3 separate regions of the Homo sapiens genome follow, and regions 1 and 2 are each linked to region 3. A link is a loop called in an ENCODE intact Hi-C map of the cell type or tissue named here. Cell type or tissue: MCF 10A. All regions are shown on one strand.

Region 1 (8,000 bases), 180 kb before region 3:
CAACATATAAAAGTTGAATGGTTAAATGCAAAAGATTATATCCCAATGCTAAAAGGAGATATTTGCGTCATCCATTCAAACCAAACTTGCCCACCCATCCACTAATTTATCTACCCACCTACCCATTTATCTCTCTACTCATCTACCCACCCATCCATCCACCCATCCATCTCTCTATCCACCCATCCACTCATCCATCCATCCATCCATCCATCCATCCATCCATCCATCCATGTATCCCTCCATGTATCCATCCATCCATCCATCCATGCAGGCTGAGGTACCTAGGCAGTCCCCTCATAGGACTTTATCTGTGGCCTCTGCAGAAAGCAGGGCATCCTGGGATGGCCTGGGCTTGGTGGGGTGTGGCCCACATCAGTGGGCCAGCCAGAGGAGCCTGGGGTGGCCGAGCTGCAGAGTATATTACTCTCCTGGGCCCCCCCAAAGCGTAAGTGAGGGTCTTCTGTGCACTCAGCACTCATTCATTCGATGTGGTCACTGAGCTCCTGGACTGGCCCAGTGCTGTGCTAAGCCTGGCGTGGGGCTCACAGAAGCATTTGAGAGGAGGCTGGTCCTTGCCCTTTGGTGATATAAAATCCAGACCCAGTGAATGAGAAGCCATTTTGAGTGAGTTGGCCTCAGGGCTCCCACAGTAGGCTTAGCGCCAAGGGCCAGACACAAGATGGGGGTGCCCAGCCACCCAGGGGTGAGGGAGTACTCTAGAGGTGGTAGCATTATGGGCAAGAGGGCATTGGTTGAGCAAAATGGCAATAAACTGGTTGCAGAGTCACATCCCTGCAAGAAAAGGGCTGTGGGGGTCATGAGATGCACTTAGGGACATGGGTGGGGTAAATTCATTCAAGGTGCAACTGTGATTGGCCAAACCTCTGCATGAGGAAGCTGAAGGCTAAATAACCTTTTACCTGATGATAAGTTAACATCAGAAGTGAAAGGGGGGCCATGTGTTCATCCTTTCCCTGGGGGACCCCTAGGCGTGAGGAAATGGACTAGGCCACTCCAAGCTTGCAGACAGGATCGTCTTCCCCGCCGATGACATTTGCTCTTTTGGGGCAGGTTTGGAAGACTGAGGATGTGAAGATGTCTGTTCCTGGACGGCCAGCAGGAGAGGAGCCCCCGGCTCAGCCTCCAAGCCCAAGAGGTACCTGACCTGCTAGGGATGTGGCCGTCCTGGCCTTGCCCTGCCCTCCTCACCTCCCCTCTCTCCACCTCAGCCCAAGGGCTGCAGCTCCTCCCAGGTCTGCCCAGCCTAGGGAGGCCTAGGAAGGCACAGAGAGGTTCAGTGACTTGCCCAAAGTCACCCAGCAAGCAGACTATCCTCACACCTGCTGCCATCACAGCCACAACGGCCTCAGAATAACCTAACCATAGACACTGGCATGTAACCACCATCACCAACCCCTCCATAATGAACACAGGTACAAACCTCCCCATCAAAGCTGTTACCGCATCACATCCATCACAGCTGTCCAGTCCCCGCCCCCATCATTACCTCCTCCAGCTCAGTCTTCAGAAAAGATTCTGGCCGAGAACTGGGACATCTTTACTGGGACCCACAATCAAACATGTTTTCATGAAGTTAGAATTCTATCATCCTGAGTGCTTCCATTAGCTCCCTGTTTGCTCTGCATCCCAGAACCTGTGATCATCCATAGGAGAGAATTTCCCAGATTTCTGAGGGCTGCCTTCTGAAAAGAGTAGACATTTGCAATTAGTTCATTTCTAAAACACAGTCCACACCTCTTTGATTCATTTAGTCACCCATTTGTGGATTCTTCTTCAGGCAAGTACACACAGGCATTTGCTCAGCCTCTACTGTGTCCTAGGCTCTATATTAGTGGTCCCTTCCTTCAAGATAACACCTGGGGACCCTTGTAAACAATCTGGGCTGAGCCAAGGCAATAACATCACAAAGATCAATAATATCACAAAGATGCAGATCAAGAACTCCGTCAGTTCACAGGTTCTGTTTCTCTAGGGTACTTGGAGACCACCACAAGGAGTCAGCCTATCTCAGTGTGAAAGGACAGAAGTGTGTGCATTCTAAGGAACCCAGCACATCTTTGGAAAGCAGAGGCCAAACTCCCTCCCATATCTGCTTCCACTTGGAAAGGCTCTTATTCCCCAGCCTGCTTACAAAGCAGTTTTCTGCTATACCTGCATGAGACTGCACACCATTTTAGTTTTGGGCTCAAATGCCCACTTTTGAAGCTATTGGGGCCCAGTAAGCTAACGGCATTAGCTAAGCCTACGGTTGATGAATGGATGTCTGAGAAAGAATGCTGGATGGATGGGTAAATGGATGGATGGATGGAAGGATGGATGGATGGATGGATGGATGGATGGATGGATGGATGGATGGATGGATGGACGGGTGGATGGATGGATGGATGGGTGGATGGATGGATGAATGGATGAATGAAAGTCACCTCAGAGCCATTCAGTTGATTCTGGCAGTGCCATTGGATTTGCAGGTTCCTATTCAGCATCAATGGTTGTGGTGAGGTTGCACTCACTGGTCATGGGGTCTAGTGAATGAGAAGCAGAGTAAAAAGCAGGAAACAAGGTTCTAGACCCAACTCTGTCACAGCAGCTTCTCTGGTCTTCTGTCAAATGGGGACACTTCCTGTGCATCCTAACTAGTAGAGTACTGATGACAGAATAATAGTAGCCACAGACAAGAATCTACCCCAAATGCAGGTCATTATTGTCATTTTTGCAGGCTTTGAGAGATTTTTCTCTCTGGACACAGCAGCTGATGGCATTAGGAAACTTACTTAAGGGGGTCTTAGACTGACAGGGAGCCCCAGATCCACAACCTTCCTCTCTGTCTGCCCTGACCCTAAGTCTCTGCCACCCCATTGGACTGACTGCCAAGATTGTGATTACAGTTCAAGGGAAGATTAACATGAAATGACAGGATGACATGGACATATTCAAATAATCACACTGGCCTGCAGTTTAGAGTTAACAAATCTAAAATATGTGCAGATTTACAAGCCTAAACTGCTGGAGGTCTCTAATAAAAAGGCATGTTGTTCTTACATTGCTCAAAACTGCTTTGTTGGAAAGGGACCTGTATTGGGCATGGCACGTGGATATTTGCATGTGTGTCCTCTTGGCGTGTATATTACTATACCCCTCAAATGTCTTAAGGGGCAAGAAAGGAGATCTTTGAAGATATTAAGCATACTGCATTTGTGGGCAGATGTAATCCAATTTCTGCTTGGAATTCATTTATTTGCCATTTGCAGCAAGGCCCAACCCAGCTGAGTACAATTTATTTCAGGAATCGCCTCAAAGATTTGGACTCAATCTGGTACATAAAAAGTGCTTGGGAGAAGCTTGTTGTTTAGACTTGTACACAATGTACAAATGCCTGGTGTGCTTTGAGGTGGTTTCTCCCACCTGGACCCCTCATGCATTTCCTGGCACATGGCCTGTCTGCACACATGGGTGGTCACCTCAGGACAGCAGGGGCTGTATCATCTCTCCTGCCCTGAGTCCAAGGAAGTGGCCTCGCAGGGACGTACCCAGCTGGCGTCTCTCCATCTCACCCTTCACATTGAAGGAATTACTGTCTGTCCCCAAATGCAGTCATTAAAATGAGTGAAGTAACAATCATTGAGTTATATTTTTTGAAAAAAACATTCTCAGCATTTAATTACTGGTTGTGGCGTGAGAGGATTAAGATAAGTTGATAATGCCGACTTTATGTAATTTATTTTTACTAGGCAATTACTGGCTGCATTACACCCTGGCAGCAAGGTATTGTGGGGCATCTTATTAAGCATAAAGCCAGTAAACACTGATGAACAATTTTGCTGAACTAGGCATGCAATTTAGAAAGCAATAATACACAAATCCAATTTGGTACACAATGGATACCGAGGCACGTCAGCACATGTAACTATCACCGCCTGCAAATTAAATTGGGACGGCCCTTTTTGCAACAGCACAGGCCAAGATTAAATATATTTCCCCCTCAATTTAACAAGTTGCTGACCACAAATATAAATATGTGCGTATGTGTTTGCGGCCCCGTGTGCAGATGCACACTGTATGTGCGAAGCCGATCTGGCGTTCTAACTCTTCTCTCACATGCTCCACACAGGCCACAAGTGGGAGAAGAACCTGGCCTTGAGTCGAGAGCTGGACGTTAGCATTGCTTTGACAGGGAAGCCCAGCAAAACCAGCCCCGCAGTGACTGCTCTGGCCGTGTCCAGGTAAGCGCGGCCTTGTTTCTCTGGGTCTCCAGCAGAGGGCACTGCAGCCACCTTTAGGAAAGCCCCAGTGGCTCTGAGTCCAGGCCACCTGGCCGAGGAGGCCACTTCACTCCAGGACATGGCCCCACCAAGCACAGGAAGCAGCCCGTGTGGCCATATAGAGCCCCAGGAAACGTTTTTCAGGGTTTTGTTGTTGTTTGTTTTGCTTTTAACTCACACATGCCCTTGCTCTCTTGCTCTTGAATATCCAAACATTCATTAAGAAATCCAAGAGGTATAAGTATATTGTTTTGTAATTTTATCCTAAAGAGAGCCTTTTCCCCTGAGTTCCACTGCAGACTGTAACATTTGGTGTGATGATTATCCTTCATTAACAGAAAGTGCCTTCTGAGGGCTCTTAGCTGCTGTAGCATAGCCAAGCATCAGTCCCGACACTTCATACCCGTTATTTGACTCGCAGTAACCCATGGAGGTGGTTACTGTCATTAACATCCTTGTACACACTGCGAGGTGCAGCCTTAGGGGCCGCTGACCTTGCAGAGCCGGACTTCCTTCCTCCCTCACTGGCGTGGCGTGGGCTGTTCCGGGGTCCTTGGTGGAGGCACTACACAGTGTTTTAGATGCTGGGTGGGGCGGAGTGGAGTGGGGTGGGCATGATGGTAGGGCCAGAGCCGCACTTTTTGCAGAGAACTTGCCATTTGTTCTGCCCTGGTCCTGGCTATTTCTCTGGTGGGACAGGAGACTCACCTGGAGGCACTGGAGAGAGGCACGGCCTCGTCCTGTTCCCTGGGGCCTGAGCTTCCCCACAGTGCTGTGGGAGCCACCACCCTCACAGCTCAATGCTTTCCCCTCCCCCAGGTGGAAACCTTCTCCATTCCTCCCACTGCCTCCCCTGCCTCAAGGGAGACAAGACCAGGGGCAAGCTCCGCTGGGCCCCAGATAGAGCCCCAGAGTTGCAATATCCCATGTGCTGGCGGGGACAAGTGGTACTGTCCCTCTAACGTTCTTGTCTTTTCTTTCTCTTCCCAAGAAACCACACCAAACTCCTGGTTGGTGATGAGAGGGGGAGAATATTCTGCTGGTCTGCAGATGGGTAGGAAGAGAGAGGCAGCAGAGGCTCTGGCACAACAGTGCCAGGCTGAGGGTGGCAGAGGTGACTGGGGCCTGAGCTCTGCCTACAGAAGAAACCCCCAGGGCCTCCTTCCCCACAGTTCTCAAGGAAGGGCCTCTGGCAATCACAGCTCTGCAGCCCAACCCTCTCCATGGCCGATGGGACTTCTATGAAAAGGATGAGCACACACACTCGGAGGGCTGAGCAGCACGCTGGAAACTGTGACTTGGTGATGCCCAGCTGCACACGAAATTACACATGACTCACCTTATTAAGGGCTATTGCACTGAAAAAAAAAAAGATGGGTCGCTTACTGGAAATTATTGTATTGTCTTTATTTTATTAAAGCAACTATGTTTTAAATGCAGAAGGGCTCTTCAGTTTTAAACTGCCACTCTATTCCACTTACCATGCTGCCTTTCTAAGTATTTGTGTTTCTGTCCTGAGAAAGGCAGGAAGGCTTCAGGGAAGCACATCCACCTGCACAGCCTCACCCAGCCCCTCCCCATCTTCCACCTTGGACACTGGCTCTTCCCCGTCTTGCCCATAGTGTAGGGGCCTGAGGAGTGAGGGGCTACTGTGAAGAAGGCCCAGCCTCTGTGGCTGAGCCGCAGGACATGGCGGTGGGTGCTGCCCATGGCAGACTCAGGGAGTTTGGCCTGGGGTGATACACCCGCCTTGGTGATACTCCCACCCCCATCTCCACAACCTGCAACAGACAAGGATTCCAGACAACTCCTGGCTCAGCAGTCTCTTCCCAGGGCCCCGGTCCACACTTGGCTTCCGAGCTGCAGTTCTTCCTGGAGAAATCTGCACTGCTGTGTGACTTTTGTTTTCCACCTGAAAATGTATGGCAGGTGGGGTAGTTACTCGTGCCCCTCTGAAGAATTCCAGTACCTTCTTGTGCCTGGGTCATTCTGGGATTGGTCGTTGGGCATCACAGGTATCACCCTCACTCTAATGTCTCCTCCTTACCCCAAGATTTGCAGAGCTCCTCAAAAGGAAATCCACCTGCCTTTTTAATAAAGTCAAGCTCAGGTGGACACATAGGGACTTGGGGAGGTTAAGCTTGTTAGCTTCAACTAGTCTTTCAGAGATCTCCCTTCTAGGGGCCAGGTGGGGATCCTGATCTTCCCCATGTCTCCAAACTCTGCAAAGGCCCTGAAGGGGGTCCCCACCTAATTTAGCCCAGGCCCAGGGATAGCAGGAACATGCACTTCATGTCTTATGCCCCATGGGTCGTCTGGCCTCCAGGGGGCAACAAGTTGATTAAAAGATAAATATTAAGAAAGTGGAACTGGTGTGCAGCCATGTCAAAAATAGTGAGAGGTGGTTAGCATACCTTGATTCCTCTGTAAACTCTGAGGCTTTGCAAAGGAGAAGATGGAGGAGACCCTTCTCAGGTCCGGAGCACCCCTCCCCGGGTGAGAAGCACTTGTGTCTGACCCCAGAGCCAAGGATCACACCACCTCCCACACCATCTGCACACACTATTAGCAGACAGCCCATTTGCAATCCCCTGGTTGGTCTGGGACTGCACTGAAGGACCATAAATTTAAGAGCAGAGAGCACCACTCCCCAGGAAGGCCAAGAAGCAGGGTCATAAATATCAAGGCTGAGCCTGCTGGCATTTTTCAAAACACATCACAGCATTACCCAAGGCTGACAAGGTCTGCTGGCCAAAAGGCTGTCTTCGATTCCTTCATTTAAGTGTTTTTGCCTTTTCTTCCCCTCAAATCACGGGGAAAATGAGGAGGCAGTGTTGGGTCTTATTGGTGGGGTCCTGGTGATGTGGTGTCTGCAAACAAATGTGACTTGAGGTGAAAGGGCTAAAAAGGAAATCTCAGGCCCTAGGGAAGGCAAAGGGGACACTCAGCTATATCAGTTGGGTGGGGCTGCCATAACAATATTAAACAGAAATTCATTTCTTCAAAGTTCTGGAGGCTGGAAGTCCAAGATCAAGGTGTCACAGGGTTGGTTTCTTTTGAGGCCTTTCTCTTGCTTTGCAGATGACCACCTTCTCCCTGCATCCTCACCTCATCTGTCTTCTGTGCACATCTGTGTCCTCATCTCCACTTATAAGGACGCCAGTCATATGGGATTAGGGTCCACCCATATGACCCCATTTCAACTGTCTCCAAGTACAGTCACATTTGGAGGTACTGGGGGTTAGGATGTCAACATAGAACCACTCCAGGGACAGAATTCAGCCACCTATGGCACTGGCTGAAGGAGGTGGCCCTGGAGCCAGGCCTGGAACCTGCTGAGACAGAGGGACGGGGTTGCAGGAAGACTGGGCTGCATCGGCCAAGGTACAGGGTGAGTCCGGCTGGGTGTGGGAAGAAGAATGGAGGGCACACGGGATGAGGCTGAGAGGTAGAGGGGCTGCTGCTCCTGGCTGTGGAGTAGACTCTGGTTACTGGATGGAGTGAGTGCAAGTGAGGCTGGCAGAGGTGGGCTGCCCACCCGCAGAGCTTCATTCTCCATGCCAGCTCCCAGAATGTGCCCCACAAGAGTCAGCTGAGTAAACGGACATGTAGACGTATGAATGAGTCTTGGTGGCAGACATGTCAGAAAGGGTGGTCCTGGGATGGCAGGGTCAAGCAGCAGCCCCTCCGTGGGCAGGGTGAAGCAAAATGGAGTGA
Region 2 (8,000 bases), 280 kb before region 3:
CCTGCAGAGTGCCAACACTCAAACCAAACACAAGGTTTTGGGAAAAAGAGGGAAGTTGCTGGGTTGAGGCCTGGACTGATGTGTGGTGAAATCAAGGAGGTCCCTAAACTGAAAGCACCAGGCAGGGAAGAACATAAGAAAGCAGGCCCCAGGAATTCACATGAATCAGAAAAATCCTCGAACCAGAGGAGCACCCTTCTGCTCTAGACTGGAGAGCTCTGTGGAGTGGGGTCCTGGCTGGCTGGTGGGACATATGGGGCCTCTCTGTGGCCTGGCACTTCTCCTCCCCCTCACACCTCCACCAGCCAGGTCCACACAGTCCCATGCCCATTCACTCTTGTCTCCCAGCCTGGCGGCCTCCTGGGTGAACCTGTCCTGGTGCGCCCATCCCCAGCATACTCCCACCCCAGAGCATAGCTGGTGGATCCATCCCCTGGGCCTACCCCAGCCCCCTCTTATTGCCTGACTGATGATTTCTGAGCCTTCCTATGGTTTCTCTGAAGGCAAGGAGAGACTTAGCTTCCTCCTCGTCCCTTCCTTCCCTGATACATAGGGTGAGTGCTTGGGAACAATCTGCAGACCAGGTGAGCTCAGCCTGACAGGGCAGCAGGAATCAGGAGGTCCTCCAGGGGAGCCAACCTGCAGCCAGGCCTGGGTCTGCTCACATGCCTTAGGACCCAGCTTGAGGGAGGGCATGCCCTGGGGGAACCTGGGTCTTGGGGGAGCCTGCTCTGGGGTGGGGAGGGTCTTGACTGGACTGGAGCAGGCTGCCACAACACCACCACCATGGAGGGAGCAGCCAGTCATTTGTGCCCAGGAGGGCAGCTTGGCACAGGGCAAAGTGCATAGGCTGGTTTGAGAACCTCATTCTGCTATTTGTTTGTTGCTATTAATATTATTATTAGCAAAATGTCAACAGCTAGATGTCAGAAGCCCTTGCCTTGTGTGATCTTCATGCACTGTCTCATTCAGCCTCACCATGGTCCTGTGAGGCAGGTGTGTTAGTCCATTTGAGTTGCTATAAAGGAATTCCTGAGATGGGGTAATTTATAATGAAAAGAGGTTTAGTTGGCTCACAGTCCGCAGGGTGTACACAAAACGTGGTGCTGACATCTGCTTTTGGTGAGGCCTCAGGAAGCTTCCAGTCATGGTGGAAGGTGAATGGGAGCCAGCGCATCACATAGTGAGAGAGGCAGCAAGAGAGAGAGGGAGGAGGGGCCAGGCTCTTTCAAATAACCAGATCTCAGCTGAACTCTCGGAGAACTCATTCATTACAGCAAGGACAGCACCAAGACATTTACAAGGGATCTGCCCCCATCATTCAAACAGCTCCCTCTAGCCCACACTTCCAACACTTAAGGCCACATGAGATTTGGAACAAAACATCCAGACTGTATCAGGAGGCTTTGTTATTTCCATTGCAAAGATGGCAAAAACAGAGCCCAGGGTGGCTACTCACTGGAATTGCTAGGATTTGACCTCAGATCTCTCTTATTCTCAGTTCATGTGTTTTCGTTCCCTCTCTACTGCCTCCCAGCTCACTGTGTTGGACAAGTTACATAACCTTTCCAGCACCCTGTCCCTCAGCAGCCGGCTGTTATTGGGCTTGGAGTTGTGGCTCCTGGCCCCATGTTCTTTCTCTATAACTGTTCCAGTTAAAGCTGGTGCAAGGAGGCCTTCAGGTCTCTCACCAACATGGCATCTCTGCCTGGGATGCAACATGCCAAGCAGGTGCCTACCTGCCCTCCTGCATGTGCCTGGAGGGCCCCTGGTCCACTGTGGCCTTATCCCTGGACCACTATGGTTTTGTGTCAAGGACAGGAACTTGAGGCCAAGGAAAGGAGGATGGGTGCATTGATTGTTGACCCGTGAACATGTTCAGGCAAATAGAAAGTTTGTGCAAGGGGTGTGTGTGTGTGTGTGTGTTACTCTCTACATTCCCCAGGCTGGTACAATTAGCCTATGTTGAGGCATTTTTTAGCAAGTGTTGGTTGTAAGCTGGGACTTCCCGTAATTCAGATGTCATTGTGAGACTTTGTGGGCCTTGTACTTTTTCTAAATTTCTAAGCGAAACATGCCCACGATAGGGGCATGGCAGGACTGTGTGCATGCTCCTACAACAGAGTCCCCACTCCTCCTCCCCTACCGTCTCAGAAATGCTTGATCATATGGCCTTTGCTGGACACATGGCACAGGAGACTTTCCAGGGCATGACTGCTTTTCAGGCATCTGGGTGGCATGCCTCTGGCAGAAGCCTCTGGAGCTGCAGGCATCATCCTGGCCCTGGGGGATGCTGGTGGTGCCGGGGCTAGGGTGGCAGCAGCTTAACTCATTTCTTTGTGTGAACGTTGGAGTTCTGGTTGCCTCTAGTGATACCTGGGATGGTAATTATTCAACTATTCTGTGCCACCTCTGCATCATTGATTAATGATTCCCAGGACTACAAACGCATTTCTCTGCAAACAGCTCTGTTTGACTTGAGGAGTGACTGATTTAATGCATATTAATTGTGGGCTCATGCCAGTTACCACGTGGCTGGGGATGTCCCTTGTACAGCTTCCAGAACCAGTCCAGAGTCAGTCCTCAAGTGAAGGTTTGCTTTTGTTATTGTTCTTTGATTACATGAAAAATTAAACATCTGATTTTTTTTTCATACAAACTCAATGTAAAATATGAGTTTGACCTTGGTAGAAATGATCCGCTCAAAGGGAAAGACATTTTCCTCTGGATTGCAGAGAGTGGCATCTTCTACAAGCTCCTCCCAGGTATCTTTAGCTGAGGCTGTTTGTAGAAGGTGAGGGTGGGTGTTAACCTTTATATGCAGTAACTTCCTGTCTTTCTGAATCTCCATGACTTTCTGAAATGAAAACAACACATGTCATTCCTACTTAATATTTCTGAGACGCTGGTTAGCATTCTTCATATGCAAGGCCATTCCAGAGCTGGCCTTGTAGTTTCCCTGGACTAACTTCCCTTATCCTTACACATGCGCATAAACACACACACATGCATGCACAGACACACATGTGCAACCACATGCACACACATACATGTGTGCATACACACATGCACACACACATGCACACCTGATGCGTGTACACATATGCATACACATACACATGTGTGCACGTGCACACACACACATACACACCCCTCTGACTTTTTAATTATACAGAACTACCTATAATTTCCAAAATTTCCGGCTGGTTCAATACTTTGTGCCTTGGAATGCTCCTCCCCTGTTTTTTTATCTTTGTAACTCCTAACTCCAGACTTGGAGTCACCTCCTCAGGAACCGTTTCTCTGGTGTCACCGCTGCCGCCTCTTCCATCTCAGTCTGAGTGAGACACACTCCTGTGTGCTCCCAGAGCACCTGTGCTTTTCCTTCCACACTGCTGGGAGAGCTGATATCCTGCTCTCTTTCTTTCCTGTTAGGTTGTAAACATCTTAAAGGCATGTCTTATTTTCCTTTGTGCCTCCCAGGGAGTGGGGCATATGCTAAACATTTAATATGTACCTGTTAAATAAATGAATGAACAAATAGATGAGTGAATTATGGGCAATATGCTGACACCAGATGAAACCTTTTTTTTTTCTTAGCCTAGCTGGTGCCCAACGGTCGGTTTCTTAGTGTATGGGCTTCAGATCACCTGCATCAGAATCTTCTGGGTTGCTTAATAAAATTCACATTCTAGGGCCCTACTTTGCACCTGTTGAATTGAAACTTCTGGGGATGTAGCCTGGGAATATGAATTTTATCAAGCTGTGCAGGTGATTCTCATACATACTAACTTTTCAAATAAATGCCCCAAATCCATGAGTCCAAGTTTTACAATATTCAGAGCTACCCTGGCTAAAAATGCGCTCCAATTTTAAGCAGTTGCCAATGATCAGTCCTTAGTGAACACAGGTTATGGTGAGCATTGTGCTTTGAACAGTCCTTGGGTCTTGTAACATGTTTCACATTTCACTGGTGCAACCAAACAAGAGCAAAGGTATTGCCATTTCCACCTGGTCTTCTCCATGTCTGCAGAGAAAGATTGGAGGTGTGGCTGTCTGCAGGCTGTCTGTGGAAGTGACACATGCAGGCAGGCAGGGGGCATCCCTGCTCCTTGTCTCAACCTGAGATGTACTTACGTGAAAAGATCGATGCATCATTACATTCCTTTCTATATTTCCCAAATTAATATATATGTGTATATATGTAAAATATAAAACAATAAGGAGATGTTCTCTCTCTCTCTCTCTCTCTATATATATAGATAGATAGGTAGATAGATAGATAAATAGATAGATAGCATCTCCTTATTGTTTTAACATACATTCCTTTGATTATTAGTATGACGAATTCTCTGTCTAAATACATTTAAGATAGAAAAAAGTAGATACTAGAGCTCATAGATGACCAAATATAGCCTTTTGCCTCTTTGATACTTGACTTTTTCTCAGCAATCTGTGCTTTTCTAAAAAATAAGAATACTTATTCCATATGCCAATACTATTAGAATGTATTCAGAACAAGGTTGAGGCAAGCAGAGATGTAGGAAGAGGGCAGATGATAAATGGGAGCAGGGCTAAAGCTTTCTTTGCAGCAGACTCACTCACCGTACACACAAACGTAAGGGAATGCATATATTGGCAGCTCTGTTGCTGGGTACCTTCAGTCACCTCTCTGGACCTCAGTTTTCCTACCTATAAAATCAGGGTATTTCACCAAGTTGCAGACTGCTAATGCTAGAGAAAACTTTAGAGAGTATCCGGTTGACCTTGCCCATTATAGATGTACCACTGAGGCCTGACTTTAGAAGAATGTGCTGCTGTGTGCTACCACTGAATGTCCCAGTAGATTGTTGTCTCCCTGCTATGGTTTGAATGTCCCCCAAAATTCTTGTGTTGGAAACTTAATTGCCATTGTAACAGTATTAAGAGATGGGGTCTTTAAGAAGTGATTAGGCCATGAGAGCATGACCCTCATGAATAGATTAATGCCATTATTGCAGGAATGGGTTCATTATTATGGGAGTGGGATCCTGATAAAAAGGATAAGTTCAGCCCCATTTCTGTCTCTGTCTTGCATGCTCACTTCCAGCTTCCGCCCTTCCATCATGGGGTGACCCTCACTAGATGCCAGTGCCATGCTCTGGGACTTCCTGTCCACCAGAACCAATAGCCAAATAAACATTTATCTCTATAAATTACCCAGTCTGGGGTATTCTGTTATAGCAGCAGATAATGGACTAAGACACCTTCTAACTTTCGCTCCAGCATTTTGTTGATTTCTGGACAACCTGTTTGTCATCATACACAGAGCTAGCTGTGGCTACTTTCTTAGTTATTTTACCCATCAAGAGTGCTAATATATCATTCAGTTGATCTTAAAAAAGCTCTACTTATGAGGCAAAAGTTCTACTCTTTAAAGTGATCAATAGAATCATGGCATAAGGGATTTCTTAATCATGAGTAAACTTAGGGATGGAGCCCTCCTAGGGCTAATTTAAATGGAAGAGCAGGTAATAGTTCACTTGGGTTCATTTTCTAGTTTTTAAAATGCCATTTCTTTTCTAGCAGAATCAATGTTTAAGCTATTAACCCAGCTCTCACCAGACATTTTTCTTGTGGTTTGGCTTATTCTGGTTGATACTTAAGTCTTCCCAAAGGGAAGCACCAGATCATAGGCATGTGCTCTGAGACCCTGGTGCAGGCACCATGGAGGCTGTGGTGGGGGCCTGGTGTCACAGGGAGGAGAGAGGGTTTGGAGGCACATAGGCCAGGGCTGGCATTGCAGAGCCACATCATCTCATCATGTGAACCTGAGGTTGGGGTCTCTGAGTCTCATCTGGGAAAAGGTACAATAAGAGAAAAAGTTTAAGCAGCCTGACATAATCTTCCTGATAGTCCTGGTGGGAGTGTAAATTAGTGTCACCTTGTGGGAGGGTAATCTGGCAATGGCTACTTGAATTAAAAATGCCCATACCCTTGACCTGCAATTCTGCTTATAGAAATTTATGCTTCAGGCCAGGCGCGGTGGCTCACGCCCGTAATCCCAGCACTTTGGGAGGCCAAGACGGGCGGATCACGAGGTCAGGAGATCAAGACCATCCTGGCTAACACGGTGAAACCCCATCTTTACTAAAAAATACAAAAAATTAGCCGGGCGTGGTGGTGGGTGCCTGTAGTCCCAGCTGCTCAGGAGACTGAGGCAGGAGAATGGCATGAACCCAGGAGGCGGAGCTTGCAGTGAGTGGAGATCTCGCCACTGCACTCCAGCCTGGGCAACAGAGCGAGACTCCATCTCAAAAAAAAAAAAAAAATTTATGCTTCAGATTTACTTGTGTATTCAAAATGACTTATCTGCAAGGATGGTCATTGTAGCATTGCCTGTTATGTCAAAACATTTGAAAGCCACCTGAATCAAAAAAGGACTGACTGGTCAAATAAACTGTAGCATATCCATTCAAGGGAATAGTCTGCAACTATTAATAAGAATTAGACAGCTCTATGATAAATGATTTGGAAAATTATCTAAGATGAATTGTTAAGAGAAAAGTCTAGATGCAGAGCAGTAAGCATATAAATGTTCTTTGTGTAAAAAAGAATATGTATAAACATGCTAATGTATTCATACAATCTCTTTGGAAGAATATCCAATAAAGTGGTAATGGTGGTTGCCCCTGGGGAAGACTACTAGAGAACCTGGGAATGCCACACAGTTACTCAAGTCCCAAAGTAGACATTTATCATTTATCCTCAATTCATCCTCCGTCTCCTCCCCTCCCCTCCCCTCCTTTCCTCTCCCCTCCCCCTCCCTCCCTCTTTCCTTCCTTCCTTCCTTTCTTCCTTCTTTCCCTTTCCTTTTCTTTTCTTTTTCTTCTTTTTGCTTTCCAGTTAGTCCAGTAGCAGCTCCTGTCAATTCTCCATCTTCTTGTTTAGATACACCCACTTCCTTCCCTCTGCATTCTGCCATCCATCCCAGACCACTGAAATAGCAACACAACGGGGCACCCTCCTTTCAGTCTTGACCCTTTCTAATGCCATCTCCACCCAGCAGTCAGTGTCATCTTTTGGAAACAAACTCTCCCATGGCTTTCTGTTGCAACCACAATAAAACCCAAGGGCCATGCTAAGGTACCTAAGACCACCTATGATGTTGGTACTCCTAATTTCCAACTTCATCTTAGCCGTACTGACCACTTTCTGTTCCCCAAATCAGCCCTTCCTGCCTCTAGGCCCTTAACTGGATGTCCCCGTTCCTTGAAATGTTCTTCTCCAAGCTTTTCCAGAACTTACAAGTTTCCAACCTTCAAGTTTCAGGGTCTATGTCCTCACCAAGAATAATGTCCAAGAACAGAATGGTGTTCTCGCCAAGTTTCTCCCTGCCTTTGTCATGATCACTCTGGTTTTTCTCTCTTAGCATGTATCACAGGTTGTAATAGTTGGTTGGTTAAAATCCCGCTACTGGATTTTAAGCCCTGTGAGGCTAGGATTCTTGTATATCTTGTCCACCTTATCCCCAAAGCCTGGCTCAGTGCCTGCCATGGAGCAGAGGCTGAATCCGTAACTGCTGAATAGATGACCACCTGGATGAATGAATAAAATTGGAAATGAGTCCACTTTGGACTCTGGCCTGGAAGGTGGCTGGAGGGCCAGCTCCTCTGACAAGGTAGATTCAGAATAGACCAAGAAAGCCAGCTACCTTCACCAACCTTGTTTACAGAAACAGAGGCTCTCGGCTGGTCCTAGCTTACGAAAAACAGCTCAGCCCTGACTTGCCCTGGATCATAGTGGTTAATACTTATCTTGGAACAAAATGCTCAGTGAACCTTTGCTTTCTGCCCTTGGCTCTGGCTTTCACGGATCCCATTTGGTGCAGGAGTTGGAAAACTGGTCTTCAGGGCACCACTGTGGCCTTGTCATTGCTCCCAAAGGTGAGCAGGGAGCTTTGCTTCAGTCCCAGGCTGTGTCACTTAGTAGGTGGCTGATCTTTAGTGAGAGTCTTATCT
Region 3 (8,000 bases):
AAAGAAGATCTGTATTTTGGCAGGTGACATAATATCATAAAAACTCAAGGGACGGAGAAGAAAACAGAGACAAAGAATAAAAGCATTCAACAAGGCAACCCCTATAATGCTAACATAATCCCCCAAAATCAAAATACAATCAATGACCAGGTAGGAGACATAATGGCAAAAACTCCATTTTGAAAGCAGCAAAGGCAGAATACTTAGGAATAAATATAACAAAAAATATGACAATCTTATAAGAGTAAAATCTGAAAACTCTCCTGAAACACACAAAAACAGAAACACACAAAATCAGATAATTTTTTATGAAAAAATTATCTCTTTTCCATGGAGAGCCACTTAACATCGTAAAGAAGTAAATCATCTTTAACTTAATATGTAAATATAATGCAACCCCAATTTAAATACCAGGATGTTTGCTTCTTTTTTTTTTTCTGTGTGTTGTTTTTATTTTCTTTGCTTTGGTCTATACAAAAGCCCAATAACCAAAAACACAAAGCAATCATCATAAAATTCTCCACTGGGACCTCCCCCAGCTCCCGCACCATGAAAGATTTTTGTTTCTGTGGAAAGATTCTGAAGTTGATTCTAAAGTTCATACGGAAAAATAAATATGAAAGAATAGCTGGAATAAAATAGCAAGAATGTCCCCTGCAAAGGAAGCACAACGTGTGTGCGGGTGGAGGGAACCAGCCCCACCAGAAGGTAGAGCACACCAGGAAGCCTCTCTAGGCTCAGCCTCTCCAGGAAGCTCTCAGCACATGAATAACCGCAAATACCAATGGAGAATAAAGCCTAGAAATACCCTAGTACGCACAGAAATTTAGAACATTATAAAAGAGGCAAATGAAACACTGGGGAAATAGGGTGGTTTTAAAAAATAGTATCGGAATAATTCAATTGCCATTTGGGAAAAAGAAAAAATTGGATCTTAACTCATACCACACACCAGAATAAATGACAAATGGATCAGACATCTAAGTAAACAATAAAACCATCCAAGTGCTGGGAAAAGTATATATGCACAGATATATACATCTATATGTAAACATCTTCTAATTTTATTTTAAAAAGTGTGTCTATATAAAAGTGTTTTTAATTAAATATATTTTTGTAAAAGTATCACAGAAAGAATAAACCAGGAACTATTGAAAATAGCAACTTCAAAGCAGTAGGTAGGAACACGGTAGAGTGGACAGTTACAAGAGAAACACTTCTCTGAGTTTATCTGTTTACATAGTTTATCTCTGAATCGTGTACATGACACACGATTCAGAGATAAACTGTGTAAAGAAAACTATGTAAATTAAAATTTTAAAAGATTAAAACAGGAAATAGTAAAATATAATACACACTAAAACAAGTGTTTCTGACTCTCTATCCAATTGATAGCATAACCACACAGAGAATATAATTAATTTCATTTGAACACAATACTCTGGCTGTGCACACCTAGAGGGCTAAATTCTAAGGGTAAAAGCCACTGCAAAGAAATATGCAAGTTTACTGAGTGGGTCTATAGCTGCATAGTGCTCTAATTTCTGGAGGCATTTTGTGTGTATTATAGAATAGAGAAAATGAGTAAAAATATTATGTGGTGGAAAAGCAGGGTTTTTACTTTGGAGAAGGCAATCTAGACACATGGATTAGGGAAAGCTTAGGAAAAGTCTTATGATATTGAGTGTGTAATTTAAATGCACGTTTCGTGACTCTGCCCATTGAAAGGGCCTAGAAGCAATGACACCTCAGTAGCCCTGAGCACACATTGTGCCCAGATCTTAGTTTCTAAAAATGATTCCACAGTAAAAATTAAAATAAAAGAGAGAGAGAGTGAGAGAGAGACAGAGAGAGTGAGAGAGAGACAGAGAGAGAAACAGGGACCCTTGGGAAAATTAGACCCTTGTGCTACCCTTGGGAGCAGGTCAAGGTGAGCCTGAGATATTGTGTTGTCAGAAGTCTAGCATGTGCTCAAAGACTAATGGGTTCTGTCTAAAGGGCACAGAGGCCACCAAGAAGTGACTTGCACTAGCCAAATTTGCAACAATTTGGGCTTCAGAAAGAATCATGATGGCAATGGATTAAAATGCCTTGAAGTCCACAGTAATAATCCTCAACAAAAGAAGGAGAAAGGGGAGATAGAATAAAAAGGCTTCCTTGTGGATGAATGTCAGCTATTAAATATAGAAGAAATGCTGGAATTAGAAAGTCAATATTTTGTAATCACCAATGGCAAAAACTGCTTGAAGCAGGATCATGAATAGGTATAAAATCATTAGGTGAGGAATTGTTGGGGGTCGGGATATTCACATAGTGTCAAAGTGCCACCCCTCGTATTATTCATTTCAGAGGGGAAAATTCTAATTTCTACAAATGTAGAAATCTAGTGGTCACTCCCTTAACCAAGCAAACGAAGCATCACCAACAGTGATGCAATACAACAAAAGATACACAACATCACTTCATGGTATTTCTGACCAAAAACTTCAATCTGAATCTACTCAGGAGAAAACGATCAGACAAATCCAGAAAATGGGACATTGTATAAGACAACGGGGCTTAGGGACTTCTCAATTAACAATGCCATAAGGATAAAAAGCAGAGGGGCTGTTCAATACTGAAAGAGACTTAAAAAAAAGACAAAATAAATACAAATATTTTTTCTGGATTGGAAAATAGCACAATAAAAAATAGAGCAATAAAAGATACTTCTGAAATAACCAGAGAAATTTAAATATGGACTGTATAATAGATGATATTAAATTAGCATTAATTTTCTTAGGAGTGGTCACTGTATTGTGATTATACACAATAGGAAACACAATGGTGCTGTATTCAGGGGTGAAATATCATGATATCTACACTAATTTGCAAGTAGATCAGTCAAAAAAGGCTTATGTACACAGAGATAAAGCAAAGGGGGCACCGTGTCAGTGAGTGACCCTAGGTGAAGGGTGTATATATTTTGATTGTCCCGTTCTTTCAACTTTTCTTTGGATTTGAAAATTTTTCATAAAGCAGGAGAGTGAGGTCAAGAGATTGCCCCAGGCCTGTGTGACCATCCTGGGCTGGTCAGACAGGGAGCAAATTCTCAGTGGGTTTGGCACATGCAAGGGGCATGAGGTGAGGAAAAGCCAAGCTGGGGAATGTGGATTGTGAAATGATGATTCTCAAAACCCTGGTGAAGATGCCTTCATTCCTAGGAGTCTTCATCCATAGGCTCATTCAATCAGGGGTCCGAGATCCTGTCCCCTTCTGTAGACCGGCCCTCCACATACAGGCTTCGTCCTCTCCGAGACCCCAAAGCAGCACTGAGATGCAAATACCCAGCCAAACTGATAGCATGATGACATGAAGAGATGTTTGGGAATTTTTTTCATCAAATGGACTAAATTGGCTAATTATTAGATTGGACACTATCATAGGATAGGTCTTGGAGAATGAAAAAAAGTTTACCTATCCTGTTAAAACCATTTTCTCAGCTCTAACTGGGCAAATGCCCCACAGCTTCATGTTAAATCTTGCCAAGTACCATCATGTCCCAAGGTGATGCTGATTCCTGGTCTCACAGCTGTCCTGGCATGAGGGCTCCTGGCCATGCCATGGTTGCCCGTCCCACGTGGCCAGGGGAGGGAGAGGTCATGCCGAAAACCCATGCAGCCCCATGGGGCAGAGACTGCCTGTCCTCCTTTTAAGACAAGTGATCACTCTTACAACTCACCTTTTGGAGAAATTGTGGTTTCGCCTGCAAAACAAGATAAAAGGGTGTTCATTGCCTAAGCCTTAGAAGCCAGAAAGACAATGCAAAACTTGCTGCAAGAGAGTGGCTTGCTTGTCATTAGCTTGCTCTTTTGGGTCTGACTTCCTCATGACTCAGCCTGACTCCATCTAGTGTTAGTTTTGGAAACTCGAATCCTGCTTCTCCTCTCTGAAAGTCCCTCTATTTGCAGAGGAGCTCTGTTACGATACCTGCCAAGAACAGCTCCCTGCACGTGGTGAGGGCGATGTATTAATTATCAGGGGTATAAACTCCCATCCAGCCATTGCCTCCCAGCCTCCCTCTCTCCTGGCCTTTATTTCTTGCCTCCCTCACCCACTTGCTTCCTCTAGCATCCCTTCATGTTTTCTCATGAACTTCGCTTTCAGAAAGTTCATTGTTGAATAACTATTGGAGCCATCTTTCCTGGATTATGGAAAATGCCTTCTATAGCCCTGATAGCTCAAAATAACCCAGAACTTCCAAAAAACACATATAACAGAGACGCTCCTCTTAGATGATCATGCATAAGAACATAAAAAGCACAGTGACTGCTCATTCAGCAGTGTTTTCAAATGGGTCTGTGTTGTATTGCTCACAGCAGCATCATCCCACACAGATGTATGTGTGTCAGAGTCCATCATGAATGGCCACATGCACATACACACACATATACACAGGCAATAAATGCACACACACATATAGACAGGCAATACATGCACACACACACATATGCGTGCGCACACACACAACAGGATTAAGGATCGAGCTTTGTGAAATTTCATTCTATGTGAAGTCCGTGGCTAAGATGTCCCTGAAGCATGGTCTGCTTCAAGGTCTGGCGATTTGCAAAGCAAAGTGCCTTAACTCAAAGTCCCCCTCAATGTGTGCCAGGAATTCAGATGGTCAAGGTAGCGTCCCTGTGCTGGGGGGAGCTCTAGTACTTTAGAGCCTTCCCCGTGGTGAGAAGGTCACTGTGCTAGAATCTCCACATGTTTCAATATTCCTGACCACAGGGGCTGAGCTGGCCACAGCAGTCTGTGTCCTCTGCCTGGGTACCTAAGCACCCAGCAGAGGGCCCCTGAGGCCACATGGTGCCAGGGTCTTCGCCATGGCCAACACAGCCCATCCATTCAAAACAGACTCCTCCTGCACTCCTCACCACAGATGCTACCGCTACCTGGACCCACAAAGGCAACAAAGGTTCTAGGAAGTCAATCCTTCTCACCCTTCCAGACTCCATCCATGGCCTCCTCATGTCCTCCAAGAGCCCTGTGTGAAAACCCTTATAATGGCCAGTCCACCCTGATTCCATGGTGGGAGATGCTGACTCAGCGCCCAACCCACAGCCATCTGAGTGCTGCCCTTGGGTCAGCGGGGACTGGGACACCCTCCTGGCCAGGTGCCGCAGCTGCACACTTAGGAGAACCTGTGATTGTGCCAACCCCCCTAGGGCTAGAAGAACACAGAGCTGCCCGGGGCAAAGGCCTCTTAGGGCGGGGGGAAGGGAGGGGTGTGAAGAGCTGGCCAGCATGGAACTCTACTCTCCCGCATCAGTGGATTTGGGGGCACTGGGAGCAGTTCGGCATGTTTCTTCTATAAAAAGGAATGTGACAACTTCAGCCAATGTGGGTCTGGGTGTGTGAATATGTGCATGTGTGTGTGTGTGTGTGAGAGAGAGAGAGAGAGAGAGAGATGGGACATATGGCATCTCTGGTCCCTCAACCTGAAATATCCCCAATTCGACCACACATTTCCAAAACCCCCTGAAGCTGGTTACATGCCCTAGATGCAGAGAACGTGACATGGCCAGCAAGAGGAGTGCTGTGTGGCCACCGGGGCCTGGACACTTCACAGGCCCACTCAATCTAAGTTGACCACACATCCCTATTTCCCTAGGACAGTCCAGGCTCACACCTATCATCCTGGTGCAACTTTTACAGAGCCTCTTCTCACTCTCACAAAGTGCTGTCTTGGATGATAAGTTATATATCCTGTCTTCTCCAGCCCAGGACCCAGTGGACTGACACAAACTTGGGGTGGGGGGATGACATGGGAGGGGACAGAGAGAAGGAGAGTGAGAGTCAGAAACAGAAGGAGAGATGGGGTGCTGGGAGACAGAGTTGATGAAATGTGCTTTAATGCTTCACAATCAGAAACCACTGCTGAAAACTAGAATATCTGTAGGAGGAGAAATCCTCAAAAAAAGTGAACTTCTCAAGAAAATCCATGTCCAGCTCATCCCAAGCGCATGACTCCATGAGGGCTGATGAGTCATGACCCGCAGCCACAATGCACCATGCGTTCATCCCTCATGCAGCCATTAATCCATCCGCTCCTTCAATAGACACTACTTGGAAGTTACCCAGTCCCTGGTCCCATGGAAGAACTGGAGGGTGAGACTGGGCTCTGGGTACTTTCTAAAAGCCACTAACCCTGTGTCAACCCAGACCTCTGTCCTAAATGCCAGCCACTTACTAGACATCTCCTCTACATGGAAGTGTCCAGAAACTTTCGGCTCACCATGTTCAAAAAAATATCATCTCACCCAGCTCACTGCCCAAAGCTGCTCCCCCACCAACTTCCCAAAGGGCACCTGCTCAGAGAAAACTCTGAGCTGTTCTAGATTCTTTTCTCTCCTCCAGTGGCTGTCTCAGTCCCTCATCCCAGGTCCCTGGGCCAGCTCCTCCTTAACTTTGTTCCCATCTTTCATTTTTTCCATTGCCTCCACCTGGACTTACTCCAGCAGGGCTTTGCACCAGGCCTGAGTCTCTGTCCGGGCTTCCAGCACATCTTCCTGGCTGCAGCTGGGCCCTCCTCCATGCCACCATATAACAAAAAATATTCTCTCTCTCCCCTGCTTAGAACCCATCTGTAGGTGACCAGAAGTTTCAGGACAGATTTCAGACTCCTTTGCTTAACACAAGCCCCTCTGACTGTACATGCATAGAAACTACCTATCTCTCCAGCGCTTCCTTCCATATCGTCACATGAAACACTTGCTTCTGCCACACTGCATGTTTGTCAGCGGCAGGTTTTACCCATGATGCCTACATATACTAGGGTTCCCTCTGCATTCATGAGCTTCTCTTAGTCCTTCCGCACGTAGCCTGAGGCTCCCCTGCACCTCCTAGTGGCTATGCAGCCCTCTGCACCCCCAAGACACAAGGCAACACATGCTTAGCCTGCCATAGACCTCCCGGGACCCCCACCCCCACTGTGCAGCCACCACCTGGGACCTGCCTGTCTCCCCTGTAGACTGGGGGAGATTGTCCTACTTCTCTCTCCTTGACCCCCAGCACCTAGCCCATGGCCTCATGTTCAGTTATTTATTCATTCATTCAACACATATGCAAGTATCCACTTTGTCCCTGGCACTGTGCTAAGTGCTGTGCTACAGAAGTGAAAAGGAAGACCCTACCCGCCCGGAGCTTACATTTTAGAAAAAAACCCATGCAAAATAGACAAATCAATATATCGTATAGCATCAACTAGTGCAAAGAATTATAAAGAAAACTAAAGCCAAGCAAAGAGAAGAGAATGGTGGCTGGAGTCGAGAGGGGATTGTACCTTAAATAGGCCCTCCATGATGCAGTGGTGACACTGAAGCAGGGATTTGAAGGAAAAGAGGGTCGAGGCTTGCAGCTTTCTGGCAAAGAGCATTCCAATTACAGAAAACAGCAAGTGCAAAGGTCCCAAGGCAGGACCGTCCCTGAGGACGTGGGCTCTGTGCAGAAGAGCAGGGTACCTTGATGCCAGCAGGGAAGCCCAGAAACCTGGGACAAACCACGTGTGACCTCCCAAGTGACAGGGGCTGGAGGCCTCATTCTGAAAGTCAGGGGTATGCACTGAAGGGGTCTGAGTGGGGGTGGAACAGGATCTAATCCAGGCTATGCAGAGGCGAGCCCTACTCCCTTTGACGGCTGTAGCCTGTGGCCCTCACTCTTGTGACACCTGCCCACTGGTCCAGAGGAGGAGAGAGTGTAAGGAGGGGACCACGAGGTGCATTCTAGTCACCTAGAAAGCATGCCAGAGTGCAGAGAAGGCTGGGGATGACAGGCAAGGGAGTGGCACGGTCAAGACAGGAGAGAACACGATACCTCTCCCTGACTGTGTGGGCAGTGACCTTACCTTGGGGCTCTCTTCTTTAGCGGGATGGTGTCTAAACAGAGAAAGCCGGGCATTAGGAAGGGGGTCGTGTGACAAGAGGTGCAGAGCATTCCCTAGAGCTTTCACCTCCCTC

The links. Peaks named below come from ENCODE experiments on the same cell type or tissue, not always from the same donor. Only the 100,000 strongest peaks of a DNase experiment are listed, where the experiment ranks them.
Region 1: a loop joins it to region 3, with 29 times the contacts of the local background. A loop is called at or near these places in 91 of 110 quality-filtered maps.
Region 2: a loop joins it to region 3, with 16 times the contacts of the local background. A loop is called at or near these places in 8 of 110 quality-filtered maps.

What each region holds. Positions count from the first base shown.
Region 1 is chr10:48,977,235-48,985,234 of GRCh38, forward strand. WDFY4 (WDFY family member 4) reads left to right here. Exons shown (of 62, transcript NM_001394531.1): 60 at 1,075-1,159; 61 at 4,133-4,244; 62 at 5,275-5,722. The coding sequence ends at 5,341. It overlaps LOC105378298 (a long non-coding RNA gene), which reads right to left. Exons shown (of 4, transcript XR_007062370.1): 1 at 6,065-8,000; 2 at 2,448-2,546; 3 at 1,511-1,706. Among named protein-coding and RNA genes, the nearest start is that of MIR4294, 4.4 kb to the right of the region's middle. In MCF 10A, a CTCF peak has its summit at 4,277 (motif pointing right); a DNase peak (open chromatin) is centred at 4,287.
Region 2 is chr10:48,881,484-48,889,483 of GRCh38, forward strand. All of the region lies in intron 43 of WDFY4 (WDFY family member 4), which reads left to right. Among named protein-coding and RNA genes, the nearest start is that of LRRC18, 54 kb to the right of the region's middle. In MCF 10A, a CTCF peak has its summit at 4,100; no DNase peak of the experiment used is centred here.
Region 3 is chr10:49,157,878-49,165,877 of GRCh38, forward strand. It overlaps TMEM273 (transmembrane protein 273), which reads right to left. Exons shown (of 7, transcript NM_001288740.3): 4 at 7,889-7,919; 5 at 7,328-7,406; 6 at 3,722-3,745. Among named protein-coding and RNA genes, the nearest start is that of TMEM273, 27 kb to the right of the region's middle. In MCF 10A, a CTCF peak has its summit at 6,900 (motif pointing left); a DNase peak (open chromatin) is centred at 3,874.